2 separate regions of the Mus musculus genome follow, and region 1 is linked to region 2. The links are chromatin loops, found by intact Hi-C in ENCODE. Cell type or tissue: heart. All regions are shown on one strand.

What was found. Hi-C counts contacts between places; a loop is a spot of excess contacts. Peaks named below come from ENCODE experiments on the same cell type or tissue, not always from the same donor. Only the 100,000 strongest peaks of a DNase experiment are listed, where the experiment ranks them.
Region 1: a loop joins it to region 2, with 2.9 times the contacts of the local background. A loop is called at or near these places in 5 of 42 quality-filtered maps.

The regions. Positions count from the first base shown.
Region 1 is chr5:140,645,243-140,653,242 of GRCm38, forward strand. It overlaps Ttyh3 (tweety family member 3), which reads right to left and starts at 3,789. Exons shown (of 14, transcript NM_175274.5): 1 at 3,463-3,789. The coding sequence starts at 3,585. In heart, a CTCF peak has its summit at 3,467; DNase peaks (open chromatin) are centred at 2,739, 3,929, 4,909, 7,579 and 4 weaker places; H3K4me3 peaks cover 3,703 bases; H3K27ac peaks cover 5,604 bases.
Region 2 is chr5:140,700,001-140,708,000 of GRCm38, forward strand. Iqce (IQ motif containing E) reads right to left here and starts at 2,378. Exons shown (of 23, transcript NM_028833.3): 1 at 2,182-2,378. The coding sequence starts at 2,217. It overlaps Brat1 (BRCA1-associated ATM activator 1), which reads left to right and starts at 5,011. Exons shown (of 14, transcript NM_181066.3): 1 at 5,011-5,075; 2 at 5,953-6,096. The coding sequence starts at 5,970. In heart, no CTCF peak of the experiment used is centred here; DNase peaks (open chromatin) are centred at 2,301, 4,891, 5,701, 6,041 and 1 weaker place; H3K4me3 peaks cover 4,319 bases; H3K27ac peaks cover 4,729 bases.

The DNA of each region.
Region 1 (8,000 bases), 55 kb before region 2:
GTGCCATTCGGACAGAGGGTCTCTGGGATGACACACCTGGGCTTCTCCGCCTCACGCCTTTGCCTACTTTGTTCCCGTTATTTAGGGCTCTTTCTCAGGCCCTGACTACACCGCCTAGGTCCCTCCCTCCCTTTTAATTGATGTTGCAGCAGATCAAACCCAGAGCTAGGCAAGTGCTAAGCTGCATTCTCTACCCCCACCCTACATCCCCCTTTTACAAGATAGGATCTGCTAAATTGCTGGGTTTGAACTCATTCTGCAGGCCTGGATGGCCTTGAACTTGACTACTGAGTAGCTGGGATGACAGGTTTGCACCGCCATGCCTGGCTTCCCGTAAGTCTTATCGGGCATCTGAGCCTCAGGACTGATGGGAAATGGTCCCACAGGCTGGCTAAATAGCAGGCAAATGCTACCAGCTATCTGGATGGCTAGTGTGCTGCTGGCCCTCTGTATACCAGGGCTGGGCTGGTGCACAGTGAGTCAGAGAGAAAGCTGGAGAGCCCCAAACCTAGGCTGGTAGTTTCCATGGCAGGCTAGGTAGTATCTCCTCCAGGAAGCCTTCTCGGACTGCCAAGCCCCAGAGCCTCTTCTCTTGACCCCATCATTAGCAATAACAGCTCTCCATCAGCAAACATCTCTGGGCCTGCCTTGAACTGATAGAGACCATGAACCAGACATAGAGAAACTGGAAGCAAAGAACATGAATTGGATAGAAGCAGGTTCACGAGGGCTTATAGAGGATAAGTAAGGAGATATTTACCCACACCAGAATGAGGTCAGAAGGTGTCAATACTCTACTCTGAGAGGGGTCTGATGCCTAAGCCTAGGGACTACAGACAGCCAGAACCAAATGAAAATCAAAACACCAGTCAGGACAAGCTGGCTGTGGGCCATGTCAGGTCCCAGAGCCTCTGGGTCCCTTTGTGTCTACTGCTAGGAATTCACCTATCCACACAGATGCCTGCTGGGGACAGCCCAACTCTGGAGGAGCCTAACCAGGGGACTGCCTGGTAAGAAACCAGCATAGAACCAGACCAGACTGAAGAGCCCCTCCCATCATGAAGATGCCAAGAGCTTCCACCAGGTGAGTGACTCCGGGTGGTCCTTCCACTCAGCACTGTCACAGGCTTCTAAGAGGGGACCGACCATGCTCGGAGACACTCAGTTCTAACACTACAGTGTGCGACCTCCCACCATCTCCTGGGTAAAAGCTGCACGGCGTGCTGATGCTCCATGCTGGTTTTACATACATACACTGGTTCTGGACTGGTTTCTCACCAGTCCAGGTAGCAGCAGGGTCTGAGATACCCTTGCAAGAGCCAGCCCACCCCTGCTGTGGGGTCCAGGAGGTATGGGTAAAAGGTCTCCCCCAATGCTCCCTGACTGAGGCTAAGCCTTAGGGTGTACAACACAGACAGCTGCATAGCCCTGCGTGAAAGGAGGCAAGAACAGGCAGCTCTACACAGGGCCTGACTGGGAGTCTAATTGTGGGTTCCATCAGGCTCCAGACATTGGGCCATGAGTGTAAAAGAGAGCAAAAGACAAGTCTGGTATCCCCAGGCTGGGAGACGCAGCAGCTTTCTTCCCTAGAGGGACACAGTTCAGGTATGGTGGATTACAGAGAGGGTACCCTAGGACAGGACAGCCATCCCGACATGCATGTATACACAACTACACATGGAGTTAGCAATACCTCACCAGGGAAGATGGGATGGAGCCTGTGAGAAACCATTATCCACCCGCCCATCCAGAATGGGGACTCCTGACTTTCTCCCCACAGGCGACCCTGCAAAACCATCAGTCCCAATTTCAAGATGAAGTGACGAAGCTCAGAGACCCTGAGCGGTTGCCTACAGCATCAGCTCAGAGGGCAGGGGCACCATGCACATCCATAGCCCTGGCTTCGGGAGCGGAGGCGGCGGGGGATGGAGCCAGGCTGGGTTCCACACCGTGAATTATTCAGTGGCTAATTCTGCTCCTGGGAGAGGAGGCAGGAGGGAGCGTGAGTCAGAGGCCTCCCACAGTGGAGCAGCAAAAGCAGGCAGGACCAGGCTCAACTGGGGCCACAGAGCTGCGGGCCCATAGATCTAAAGACCTACAGAGCCGGGCCTGAACCACTCACTACCTTCAGATTCCCAAGAGCTGCAGGGACTGAATCCTCACCCTTTCCCTGTCACTAGCAAGTTCCTCCTGCAGCAGAAGCAGGTGGCAGCCCACTGACCTCAGGAAATGCTACCTGGCTGCCCTGTGTGCCAGTGGACCATCAAAACTGACCATCAGGCAAACCCTAGGAAGGCAACTTTCCAAGAATAGCTCATAGAGTTCTTTCAAGAAAGAGCATAACAATACCATCACACAGTAAGAAAACCACACGTGTCCCTCCACCTCACCCGGGCCTGGTCTTCCCCACAAAATCCCCAGGTGAGGTCCTGGGTCCCGGGTGCATCTCCTTGCTGTCTTTCAGGACTCAGGTTTTGCTCTACCCCTCACACCTGTTCTAATCTGCTCAGGAACACCATCAGCTACTGGAGCTGGGGTCAGGTAGGCAGAGAGTGGGAGCAGGGACAGTCCTGTGTTCTCTCACCCTCAACTTCAGTAAGATGAGGATGGCGGCAGAGATATTTGGCACAGCCCCAGGAGTACTTGATTCCCAGGCTACTGTCTGTCCCAGGAGCCGCCGGAGAGAAACTGTGAGGTGCTTAGTGACCAAGTGGGCTGATCATTCTTTTTTTTCTGGAATCTGGAGCAGGAAGGAAAAGCCCACAGCCCTAGTCCCCCTGCTCTGCACTCAAATGACAGTGGTTCAGTAGTGGGGGTGGTGCTGGGACTTGGCAGGACGCCAGACTTAGGGCTTCGCAGGGAGAGGGCTGCCAAGTGCCCCATGGCCCCCAGCCCAGACGGAGGCCCACTCACCCCACTTCAGCCAGGCCTCATTTTCCACCCTGGGTAGAGAGACTGCTGGCACCCTGGTTTCCCACAACCACACGACACCCTGTGTACATCCCACAGCCTGACCGTGAAGCAAGGGGTCATTAGCAGCCACAGAAGGCTGGCGATGGCCCAGGCTCCTCACCCACCAACAGTCTGGCAAAGGGATTCCCTAGCTGGGGAAAGAGAACGAGGAATACCCTCCTGCCTGAACCCAGGGATCCAGCCTTGGCTAGCGGGGGCTCTGCTGGGGAGAAGCTGACTGCCCAAAGGATGAAGACGGGCCTACCAGGAACCCATAGGATCAGAAGAGGGTCTATCAGGGGAGGGAGGCAGCTCCGTCAATCCGGATCGGAGGCCCTGGTGACACAGAGGGGCTGAACACCTTCCAGGGGGTGTTCGACATTAATCCCTGGAAAGGTTATCAGTGAACGGGAGGCGACTCCTAGAATGAAAGGGGATGGGGAAGCTCCAGCTCCTTGGGAGGGGCCATGACCCGGGGCCCCTGACCCCGCACCCGGGGGCGCGCGTCACCTGCTGGTAGTCGGCGTCCTCGGGCCGGAATTGGCTGCTGGTGGCCTCCCACCGCAGGTCGAAGTGCGGCAGCCGGTGCAGGAGGCTCACCCACCAGGGCGCCGCGTAGCTGACCCCGGCCATGGCGGGCGGGCGGCCACGGGCGCTGCGCCGGGCTTCCCTCGCTGCCGGATGCACGGGGCTCAGGGACCCGCCGACCCCTGCTCAGCTGCCCTCATCGTGCCCGCTTCCAGGGGCCCTGGCCCGGCCCGGCTCGGCCCGGCTCGGCCCGGCTCGGCTGCGCTCGGCTCCGCTCGGCCGCCCGCGCCCGCCGCCTCTTTGTTCACCGCCGCTGCCGCCGCCCCCTCCGCGCACCCGCCCGCTCGCCTTCAGGCTCCACCCCCACACCGCCATAGGCCCACCGCCCTCAGGCCCCACCCCAACCGCCCTCCCGGACATTCGGCCCCGCCCCACACAATGCTATTGGTCGGCACCACGCAGACCCCGCCCATACCAGGGCAGTCTCTGCCTCCGGACTGCCATTGGCATTTCTCCCATAGGCCCTGCCCCCTGCGTTACCATTGGTCTTTTTGCCTACACCTCTCGGTTTAGGCAGGACCCTCAACCTCTTCAGCCATTTCTTCCCTGTAGACCACGAAGGCTGGAATCCAAAGCTCACGTGTAGCATCCTCTCCGACCCATGCCTTTGCTCTCTGGTTTGATCCGGTTTCCACGCAGCCCTCATAAGGACCTGCCAGGGAACCAGTGACCTGTCTCTAGGATGGACATGATCTGCATTCGGGAGCTGCAGCTGTGTGCTCTTGGGCGAATGACTTAGCCTCTCGGTATCAGTGTTGTAGTCTGAGAAAAGGCGTTGCGGAGATAAACCGAGTGTGAAGTGCTCAGAACAAAGCCTGGCGCATAAGCCATAAAGCCGCGTGTAAGGCGATAATGGGCAGATAGATTGAATACCCACCTGCTTTAATTTCAGTTATGGAACCAGGGCCTTACGCATGCAAGCCAGGCACTCTACCACCGACCTAAATCCCCAATCCCCTGTTTTACTTTTTCTGTCGCGGGATCTCTGTAAATTGCTCAGCCTAGCCTCAAACTTGGCAGTCCTCTTGCTTCAGCCTCCCAGGTACTGGGATAACAGGCCTGAACCGCCGCACCTCACTTGCTTGCATCATTCTAAAGATGCAAAAGGAAGATGTAAAGAAAGTTCCCTGTATCCCATCTTGGAAACTAGGCTACTGGTCAGGACACAGCCTATAGAAAGGTCATGGGGGCAGGGGGGCAGTTCTTGCTTCTCCCCGGGTGGAGCGAACATATCCACTTGGCTCTGTGCACTCACAACCCTGGGGCCTTATGTTCTTAGAAACTAGACACATGCAGCTTCTCCATCGGCTAGGTAGCCTCACTCCTCAGCTGGACAGTGGCTTCCTGACAGACCTGTCTTTCAGTTCATGCAACTGCCTGAGGCATCTCCTTCCTTGCACTCTGGCCCGAGGGCAGGGGCCCTTTACAGAGCTGTGGGTTTCAATGTTCTGGATGGCTGGAGGAAGCTACCTAGCTGGGAATCAGCCTGCAGCGATAGGTAAGAAGTTCTTAGGCTTCTTACTCCAGGGCCACACAGCAATGGCTGTTCCCCCTCGCCCCACCCCCAGGCCGAGCTTTCCTCCTAGTGTCAAATGAGCACTTGCCAGACAGAGTCAGTGCAGCAGGTGAGATGCCCGCACCTGGCTAGATTTCCTGTAGAGCCGAGAGTAGCTCTGCCCCCAGCTCTGCCTTTAGGAGTCCAAAGATGAACAGTAACATCAGAGACGGTCATCACAGGCTGGGAAAGTTTCTGGCCTCTGCTTCAGCACCTCCCATAGAGAGCCCTGCATCCTTGCTTAGTCCCAACAACAGTAACTGATGTCCAAGGTTCATACACATAGATGTGAGATCTGGGAGTTACCTCTCCCATCACCAGAAGTCTCACCAAAATGGAGATTTTCTTCTGATCAGGCTACAATACCTGTGCATTACATACTCACTATGATGGACAAATTTCATACCCCCAAAAGATGTGCAAAAGCCAGGTATGAAGTCACACACCTGGGCAGCTGATCACAAGTTTGAAGCCTGGTACATCACATTGCAAATCTGAAGTCAGCCTGGGCTAAGCTTTAAGACCTTATCTAAAAAGGGAGGTGGAGGAGGAAGGGGACACAGGAAATGTGCTAATTTTGATTCATTAGTCGTGTGTTTGGTCAGTGAAACCCTTTCCTGGGGACAACTCCTGAAGGAAAAGTTACAAGGGTCTAAAGTAGAAGAAGCAGGGAGGGTGGCTGAGCAGGTAAAGGTCTTGCAGCCAAGCTTGATGGTCTGAGTTCAAGCCCACCCTCCACATGGTCTCCACGGGAGACTCCACACATTGTTCCTCTGACCACCAAGTGTGCGCTGTGCACAGAGTAAAAAATTAATTGTAAGGGCTGGAGAGATGGCTCAGCAGTTGTAAGCACTGACTCTTCTTCCAGAGGATTCGGTGTCAATTCCCAGAACACACATGGCAGCTCACAACTGTCTGTAGCTACAGTTCCGGGAAATCTGACACCCTCGCACCAGCATCCTTGTAGGCAAAACACCAATGCACACACTAAAAATGTTTTTAATGTAATAGAGAAAAGGTTCCCTGATACACGGCGTCGAACAGGACAGATAGCACGTCCCTGGTGGAACTGAGTCCCCACCCTAATGCTGCTCCGTGAGTTACCGCAGAGAGGAACCTCAGGAAATTGGCAGCCTGTCTCCCGGGAGAACGGGAGTTAAAAGAGAGAATGCCAAGTAGTGGCTGTGGGCACAGGGCAGGAAGGAAGGCCCTCCACCCTGCCCACTTTGGCTAGCTCTGTCTGGCCAGAGCTGTGGTTATTCTTCCTGCCCATCGAAGTACAACTATGGCTGGAAGCTGGACTTTTGACCACTCTCTAGGAAGAGGAACTGAGGCCCAGGTCCCACCATTGTCCAGGAAATCCAGAGAATCAACCGCCAGTCAGGAACCAGCATGGATTGGTGTCAGGCCACCAACCCTTCCCTCACCAGTTCTTCACCTCTGAAGCTTCATCAAATTGGAGATTTTCTTATGATCTGGCCACAATGCCTGTGCACTACATAATAACTCACAGTGATGGACAAACTGTGTTCCCCAAAAGACATGTGCAAAAGCCAGGTGTGAAGTCACACACCTGGGCAGCTGATCACAAGTTTGAAGCCTGACACATACACGTTGCAAATTTGAAGTCAACCTGGGCTAAGTTGTAGGACCTTATCTAGAAAAGGAGGCAGAGATCCACCTGCCTCTTCCCTCCTTTTTCCCTCTCTTCCTTCATTTGCCTCCAGTAGGGTTTGTGAGCCGAAGACACTCAGTAGGTAGAGGGCTTGGTTGTGCAAATGAATGTGACGCCATTAACATTCATGCAAAGGCCAAGAGGGAGGAGGCAAAGATAGTGGCTCCTGGGGACCTGCTAGCCAGCCAGTCTAGCCAATTGGTGAGAGATCCTCATGTCAAAAATAACATGGAAATGATAGAGGAAGTTACATGATGTTGACCTCTGGCCTCTATACCCATATACATGGGTGAATGTGCATGCACACAAATGTACATCTTTACAAATTCCACTCGTACAATTTTTTTAAAGGCAGGAATAAAAAAAAGTCTACATAAGCCAGGCATGGTGGCCATACTTGAGAGGCAGAGGTAGGTGGATTTCTAAGTTCAAGGCCAACCTGATCAACAGAGCAAGTTGCAGGAGATCCTGGGCTACACAGAGAAACCCTGTCTTGGAAAAAAGAAAAAAGAAAAAAAGAGTCTGTGTGGAGCCAACACTGAAGATTGAGTACCCAGAGGGAGCGCCTTTGCAGAAACATTTCAAACAGAAGACCCAGGGACTGAGGTCAGGAGTCCTCTGGGGCTATCCCTCTAGGAAGGGAGGTGGTTGGTCTGAGGCTCCTGAGAAGTCTCAAGACCTGCAACCAGTGGGAGAAAGCCAGAAGCCAGTTGTATATGTCCAGCCTGGCCCAGCCCCCAGATGTGGGGCCGCAGCCAGAACAATGGAATTCCCTGTGTTTGGATCCCATCCAGTGAGGTTCACAATTCTGGAATCAGCCCTCACCAGCACTAGGAGGGACGAGGAGAGGACTGGAGGCCCAGATTGGCCCTGTGCGTGCTGACATGTGGCAGGGTGACACTCGGGTCACACAACTGTCAGGATTACCTAGCCACCGTGAAACACTCCAGGATAGCCGATGCGTCCTGACCACAGAATAGGCACAGGGACATTTCTTTTTAATCTGGCCATGAGGGCTGGTGTCTCTGGAGTTTGGAGAGACGCCAGCCAGCCAACACTGTCTTCAGAGGCCTGTGGAGCCATCAAAACACAACCTGAGCCAGCAATGACAGGTGACAGCCTCATCTAACCTTCAGAAAGTCAGTGGGAACCAGTAAGTCAGCCAGAGGCCTCAGCCCCACAGAGCACTGACTCAAGTCCTATGGGCCCAGCAGCAGATCCCCTCAGACA
Region 2 (8,000 bases):
CCAGCCAGCCTAACATGTCACATGACATTCCTCTGCCCTCCATTCACGAACACACACAGGAAGAGGAGTGCCTGACCGGGGGTGGGGGGTGAGGGTAGGGGTGTCCATACTCACATACCCACAGGGGTGTGGTGGGTTCTCAGGCCAACAGTGTGCCTTTAGTAAGAGTTCTCAAGTCAAGAGAAGCAAGCCATCCCCCCTTAACCCCCGCTGTTTCAGCACCCCCGGGGGTACTCTGCTACTATTCAAAGAATGATGAGACTCTGCCCATCTTCTGGCAGAAGTTTTGCATACACACCTTTTAATGTCATGCTTTCTATTTAAAGATATGTAAACTCTATTTGTGTGTGTGTGTGTGTGTGTGTGTGTGTGTGTGTGTACATGTGTGCATGTATGCAGGTGCCAGGTGCCAGAAGAGGTTGCGGGATACCCTGGAGGTGGACTTCTAAGCAATTGTGAACTGCTCGGAATGGAGCTCTATCTGGCTGCCTATTTGTGTATGTGCGTCTGTGTGTGCATGCTTGTGGAGGGAGGTCTGAAACAGACCCTGTGACTGCTTTCACGCCTTTCCACTGTGACCTAGGCTCTCTTGCTAAACCCAGTTGTAGCTAGTCTAGCTAGCCAGCTTGCCCAGGGAGTTCCCCTGTCTTCAACTCCTGAGCATTTGGAATTACAGGCAGCAGCCATACCCATGGGTCTTGGATGTGGGTTCGGGAGTGCAGGCAAGCATTTTATCCACTGAGCCCAGTCTCCCCAGTCCTTGGTTACATTTTGGAACACCAACCTCCTGGAGGTGCAAGCCTGTAATCCTAGGATCTGGCAAGCTGAGGCAGGAGGAGGCTGAATTTGAGGCCAACCTGGGCTACATACAAAGAGCGTTTAAAAAAAAATACCGAAAATGCTAGCAACAAAATTAATGGTAAGAGTTATACAACTGTAGAAATATGATCTCTTTTTTAAAAATGTATGGGAGGAGATGCATATGAGAAACACAATTTATATTAATTGGATTTCTGTGGATGGCTAGGTTATGGTAACTTGCCATATGTATTGAAAGAGTCATGAACTATCTTTGTAATCTCAACACAAGAAATTTCATTAATTTATTCATTTACTTTACATCCGGTTCGAAGTCTTCCCCCACCAAGTCCCACCCTTAGTGGGGATGGTTTTAACTTCTTAAAGGTCTGGAGATGCAGTTCTGCGAGCGAGCCCGGTGAGGGGTGCGGGTGGGGGGCGCTCAGTGGTAGTCAGAAATTAAGTGCTTGCCTAGAATCCCCCAGTGACCCAGCTGGGGAGGTTTATCTGTAGCGCTCTAGTCTGGCATGAGGGTTTCAGTCCCCAGTAGCACCCAAAAAACAGAGATGAGGGAGCAGTTACTGGGGGCAGCTACTGAAGGCAGTGTTGAGAGAGCGACCTCCAAAACTAGGCAAATCTTGGAAAGCTTCGAGTGCAGGAACAAGTAGGGAATCCCAGCTGCTCTCTGCTGACCTAAGGCTTAGTCGTTCAGTCTGTTGTGGAGGCTCTCACAGGCGTCCCCTGGACCCTTGAAAGTCATATTTCACCATGGCCAGGTCCCTGCCTACCTCCCTCAGTGCCCTTCTAAATCTCAACTCCAAAAGCTTGCTTTCCGGTGTGCTACTTTCCCCGGCCTTGCGGCCTTTACATTTAATGCTCCTACTGGCTCTAAACCTGTACCAAGCTGCTCCCTACATCAGCCTATTGCCCTGTCCTATAGCCACCGCCCCTCTCCCACCGCCCCCCGGAATGTACAAAGTTCACTTGATACCGACACGCAGAGAGTGAGAGAGGCACACCTCTTCCAGAGATGACTCCCGGACCCGTGCAAAACTAGCCTTGGGGGAGGCTGGGGACAGGACTTCCCCCTTGCCCTGGATCGCTCCGGGGAGTCGCGAGACCACAGCCTACAGCAACACTTACGAGAGGAGCTTATCGTCGGCCGGCTGCAGCCTCAGACCCGCAGCGCGTGCGGGAGGGGCGCAGTCCCGGGGGCTTCCTGGAAGTAGTGGCCTCCGCGAGCGCAGGCGGGAGCTAGAGGCTGCTGGGGCGCGGGCACGGTGGCGGCCGACGCCCGGAGATGGCTCTTGTGCGGTAATAATCGGCCTGCCGGAGCTGGCTGCCACCGTGCGCCCTTCCTCCCTCCGCCCCAAGGCTCCTTACCGTCTCCGAGGCTATATCTGTGGTGCCCAGGCTCATAGCGGCAGCGCTGCGCGGCCTCCGGGTCCTGCGAGCTCTGCCCTCGGCTTGGGAGGCCTGCCAGCCGCCCTGGTACCATGGCAACCGTGCCGCGGCCACAGAGCCCCGGATGTGGTCCTTCCTCCGGAGCCCGACGAATCTTGTGCACGCGCAAAGTGTGCGCGAGCAAGGGGCCTACCAAGCACTCTCCCGGGGTTGCACGGCGCAATCCGTTCTTGTGGTCTTGTGGGCTTTTTTTTTTTTTTTTTGGTTGTTGTTTTGTTTTGTTTTGTTTCGTGGGATGCGTGAATTAATTGGCTTCCCGCAGGCAATACTAACTTTCTACCTGGAAGCCATGCTCTCAGATCCAACTTCAGGAGCCCGGGTTGGATTTCGGCAAACACTGGCTGCAACTATGTAGTCCAGTGGGCAGAGGTTCCGAGGGTCGCCATGTTGAGTTGAAAAGAGAGCATAAAGCACCATCCTTAACGATACGCAAGATTTGAGATTGGGGACATCAGCCTATTTACATGTTTGTTTTTTTTCTGTAAAGAAACTGAGATGTTGGGGGCCAAGGTGACTGACTCCCTAGTTGTTAGACCTGGGGTCTGGCGCCATGAGGATAAGACTGCCCATGGGCCAGCACCAACTGCTTTAAACCCTCAGCTGACGGTTTGCTATCACAAGCCTCTCTGAACTCTCCAGGATTCCGTGGCTTTCCAACCCAGGCCAGATAGGGAGCACTTCCCTGGTGGCCCAGCAGGCCAGTGATAGATGAAAACAGTATGTCATTTGCCTCTGTGTGTGTGTGTGTGTGTGTACACGCGCGCGCACGCGCGCGCGTGATCCTGTCTGCCTCATCAATGCTGGGGTTACAAATGTGTATCGCTATGCCCTCCTTTTATTTTGTCCCCTTCCGCCCCCATCCCATCTCCTTTATGGATTCTGGCGACTCCTGTTCTTAGGCTTGCAAAGGGACTATTCCCCAGCACACATTCATTTTTTTGAGTAAACAGCTCTCTGCAACTGGGTGGCTTTGCAACATTAAGCTTAATACAAGGATTCTCCTGGGAGGTTTTTTTTTTCTTGCTTGTCTAAGGACCCATGATTTGCCAAAGAATAACAGCCCAGACTCAGTATGTAAACGCAGAGTAGTTTTTTGGTTTTGTTTTTTTTAAGATTTTATTTATTAGCCTGGCAGTGGTGGAACATGCCTTTAATCCTAACACTTGGGAGGCAGAGGCAGAGGCAGAGGCAGGCAGATTTCTGAGTTTGAGGCTAGCCTGGTCTATAGAGTTCCAGGACAGTCAGAGCTACACAGTGAAACCCTGTTTATTTATTTAATGTGTATGACTACACAGTAGCTGTCTTCAGATACACCAGAATCCGTTACAGATGGCTGTGAGCCACCATGTGGTTGCTGGGAATTGAACTCAGGACTTCTAGGAAGAGCAGTCAGTGCTCTCAACAGCTGAGCCATCTCTCCAGCCTGCAGTGATATTTTCTGCAGAAGCCCAACATGCTGGGGTCTCCCATTACCAAGATAGAGACAACCAAGCTCACAGGTCTGATTTCCAGGGCAGATGAGCATTATCTTACTCTATCTCTAGGCATTCGGGAACCATGCCCTAAAAGAGATTGTGTGTGTGTGTGTGTGTGTGTATGTGTGTGTGTGAGACCTCGGGGCTGGGAACCAAACTCTGTTCCTCTGGAAGAGTAAAAGGTATTCTTTACCACTGACCCATCTCTCTAGTTCCCGATGGCCTACTTTTAATCTTTATTAGAAGAGCAGGCTGAAGTTGTGAAGAGTTGGTAACAATGGATGGCAGACAGAAGGCAAGCGGGGATAGAGGACTGGGGCTGTGAAGAGCTACAGAAATACAGGCTTTGGTGACTGGAGGGTCCTGACACTCTAGACCCCGGAGTTTAGCGCTACCCGCTGTGGGAACCGAGGGTTTCAGCACCGGCTGTGCTGACTCACCTGCTGCTGCCCACACCTAACGCTAAAGCTGAAAGCAAGGGCTAGAAGACCCAGTAAAATTCGGAGACCTTAAAAGCCTAGACACAAGGCGGGTGTGGTGGTGCACGCCTTTAATCCCAGCACTCCGGAGGCAGAGGCAGGCGGATTTCTGAGTTCGAGGCCAGCCTGGTCTACAAAGTGAGTTCCAGGACAGCCAGGGCTGTACAGAGAAACCCTGTCTCGAAAAACCAAAGGAAAAAAAAAAAAGCCTAGACACGTGGCCTGAGGCCAGCGAGGCCTTGCCTCCCAGCGGAAAGCCACGCCCACACCGAGCCCGCCTGGGGACGCTCCGCCCACTGCCTGCGTGGGCACGTACCATAGAACGCCCTGGCGGGGACGTGATAATTCCGAGAGATTGATACAGTGTGAAAATGCCAAACTGCACACAGCTGGAGCGCGTTTACAGGGTTTGAACCTTAGGGGTGATCGGAACGGCAGGGTCATCACTGGTCTCCAAGCGCGTCAACCCCGCTCTTTACACCCCTCCCCATGTCCGTCACGTGGTACAGACTTAGGGCGGGGCCTGTGGAGACGGAAACCCGAGCAACACTGAGGGGCGGAGCCTATAGCAACGTGGAGAGGAACTTCCGTCAGGGGCGGTGTCTGAGGGGTGGGGCCTCGTTGAAGGCGGAGTGAGACTTGAAGCTGGCGAGGTGGAGCCAATTCCCGCGGCGGGGCGGGGCCTGTGCTGTTGGGCCAGGCTCGCGTTGCGTGAAGCGAACTCTGAGATGGGGCAGGACCTGGGGAGGGCGGGGCCTCGGCCAGCGTAAAGCGGAATTTGCGGAGGGGAAGGCGGGGCCTGCCTTAGACACCGGAACCTCAGCGGGCGAGGCGCACGCAGGCCGGGGTGGAGATCCTGGTAAGGCGGAGTTCGAGCTTCGGCCAGGCAGTCTAATGGTGCATTTTGCACTCTCGGGCCTAATTCCCGTAGCGGAGGGATGCGGGGGCGGGATTAGAACCCCTAGGCTAACTCGCAGTCGCCGAGAGCGCACCTCTTACCCGGATTTGGGAGGTACGGACGATGCATGTCAGGGTCCAGACAGCACAAAAATCATTGCCCTCCAAGATGCATATTTCTGTCTTGAAGAGACACTTAGTTGGAGGCCGCGGGGTTGTCACTTGCAGCCTCTATCGACTTGGGCTGTGACACCCACCTTCCTGCGCACTCCTCCGTGGCTTGGAGGATTGTCTCATCCAGGTTTCTCTTGACCGTTGGGAACGGATTTAGGGATCAGGTGCCTGGGTGAACAGTCTCCTGCGCACCTGGCTGATCCCCTGACTGTTCTCGCAGCTAGGTTAATAGACAGCTACACCCCCACCCCATAACACCAAACCCCCAAGTTAACAGGCTTTGACAGCAAAGGCCTTGTGGCTCTGACTAACCTGTCCTCACCCACAGAGCAGCTTCTAGGGCTCAATCCTCTTGTCCAGGTTCCCCTGGACTGAGCTTAGCATCTTTGTGGACTTAAGAGTTCTGGTCCACAGGGCAGTGGTGGCTTGCCTTTAATCCCAGCACTTGGGAGGCAGAGGCAGGCGGATTCCTGAGTTCGAGGCCAGCCTGGTCTACAGAGTGAGTTCCAGGACAGCCAAGGCTACACAAAGAAACTCTGTCTCAGGAAAAAAAAAAAAAGAGTTCTGGTCCACGTGAAGTTGTCTGGGCCCATCCCCCAGTTAGGCTGCCTGTAACTAGGGTAGTTGGTATCAAATCTGTGGCTGACCTCTCCCTTCCTCTGTAGGAACTGCCTGCCTGATCATGGACCCAGAATGCTCCAGGCTCCTCCCGGCTCTCTGTGCTGTTTTGGCAGATCCCAGACAGCTGGTGGCAGATGACACCTGCTTGGAGAAACTGCTGGACTGGTTTAAAACAGTGACAGAGGCAGGTGAGGACACGGCTTAGAGAATTGTCCATCCACGTGGTGTCTTTACTTCATTTCCTTGAGGCCCTGTGGCTGTGGCTGATCAGGGAGAGGGGAGATGGAGTACTAGGGACTGACCTGAACTGTGGAGTCATGTAGTGACAGTCCCATTGGCTCCGACCACAGTTCACATTAGGAGTTTGCAGAGCACGCACCTACCTTGTTTTGCTGTCTTCTATGTATCTGGCTTGTCTTGAAGAAGTCAGATCTCTGGGTGGGTGTGGTGGGACCTGTCATCTAAAAGCCAAGACAAGAGGACATTAACAACGCTAAATTTGGGTTCAAGGCCAGCCAGAGTTACATCCTTTCTGTGTGGGTGGACCTTAATTTAATCACTGGCATTGTTGTATGTGTTTCCATTTTTTTTTTCTCCTGAAACAGGGTTTCTCTGTGTAGCTCTGGCTGTCCTGGAAATCACTTTGTAGACCAGGCTGACCTGGAACTCAGAGATCTGCCAGTGTCTGCCTCCTGAGCGCTGGGATTAAAGGAGTGCGCACACGACTCTTTTTTTTTTTTTTTTTTTTTTTTAAGTGCTATACTGGTTTTCCTTGAGCATGAGAGTTCCTGGGCAAATGAAAATTTTACCTCTCCTGTTTGATTGGTTGATCATGTTCTTCAGACAGGTTCCATTAGCCTTGTCTTGTCATTAATTCCTTCCTTCATTTCTTCTTTGGCTTATTCTGTTCTTTTTCTTTTCTTTTGAAGCATATTCTAACGTAGCCAAGGATGACCTTGAACCTCTGGTCCTCCCTTGTGTAGATCTGGATGCTGGGATGGTGCGGTATATACCATCACACCCTGTTTGTATTAGATGCTGAGGATAGAGCCAGGGCTTCCTACATAGCAGGCAAGCCCTTGATCAACTGAGCTTCAACCCCAGCCCTTACCTTTTCTTTTGTGTTTTGTCTCACCTGTTTTCTAAGTTATGGAATTTAAAATGATTAAAAGGTAACATGTTAGTTGAATCCTACAAGGTTTATTGCCTTGTACTTTTGTAATTAGGTTTTGAATTTGTGTATTTTGCTTTTTGAGACATGGTTTCTCTTTGTATCCTTGACTGTCCTTCTCTCTTTATAGACCACACTGGCTTCGAACCATTGAACTCTGAGATCCTCCTGCCTTTGCCTCCTGAGTGCTGTGATTAAAAGAGTATGCTAGTATACCTGGCCTCGTGTTTTTATATATGTGTGATACATGTCTGTGTGCTTGCATGTGTGTGTGTGTTGCATGCACACCCAGACATGTACTTCGGAAGGTCAGAGCAGGGCAGGAGGACATTATATCTTCTGCCATTCGTCTCCATCCACCTTATTGCCTCGAGGCAAGGTCTGTTATTACAGGAGACTGGGCCGCCCAGGAAGCTCTTGGGATTCTCTAGTTAGGATTAGAGGCTTTTGCAGCTATGCCCAGTCTTTTATATGAGTGCTGAGGATTTGAACTCAGGTCCTCGTGATTGAAGGACAGGCACTGTTACCCACTGAACCATCTTGTTTTTTGGAGGCAGCTTGTTTTTTGGTTCAGCTGTGTAGCCCTGGCTGGGCCTGGACTTACTGTGTAGACCAGACTGGCTTTGAACTCAGAGGTCTACCTGGCTCTGCCTCCGTCTGCCATGTTTAAGTGTGTGTACCACTACATCTGTCCTGCAAGTATTCTTAAACGGCTTTATTGAGATATGATTCACATGCACAGAGTCCACCCATTCAAAGTTTACCAGTTCAGCGGGGCATGGTGACTCAGGTCTACAATCTCAACACTTGGGAGGCCAGGACAGATGGGTTGCTACAAATTTGAGGCCAGCCTGGGCTACATAGTTCAGGGTCAACCTGGGTTACAGAAGGACATCCTATCTTGAAAATGCATATAAAATG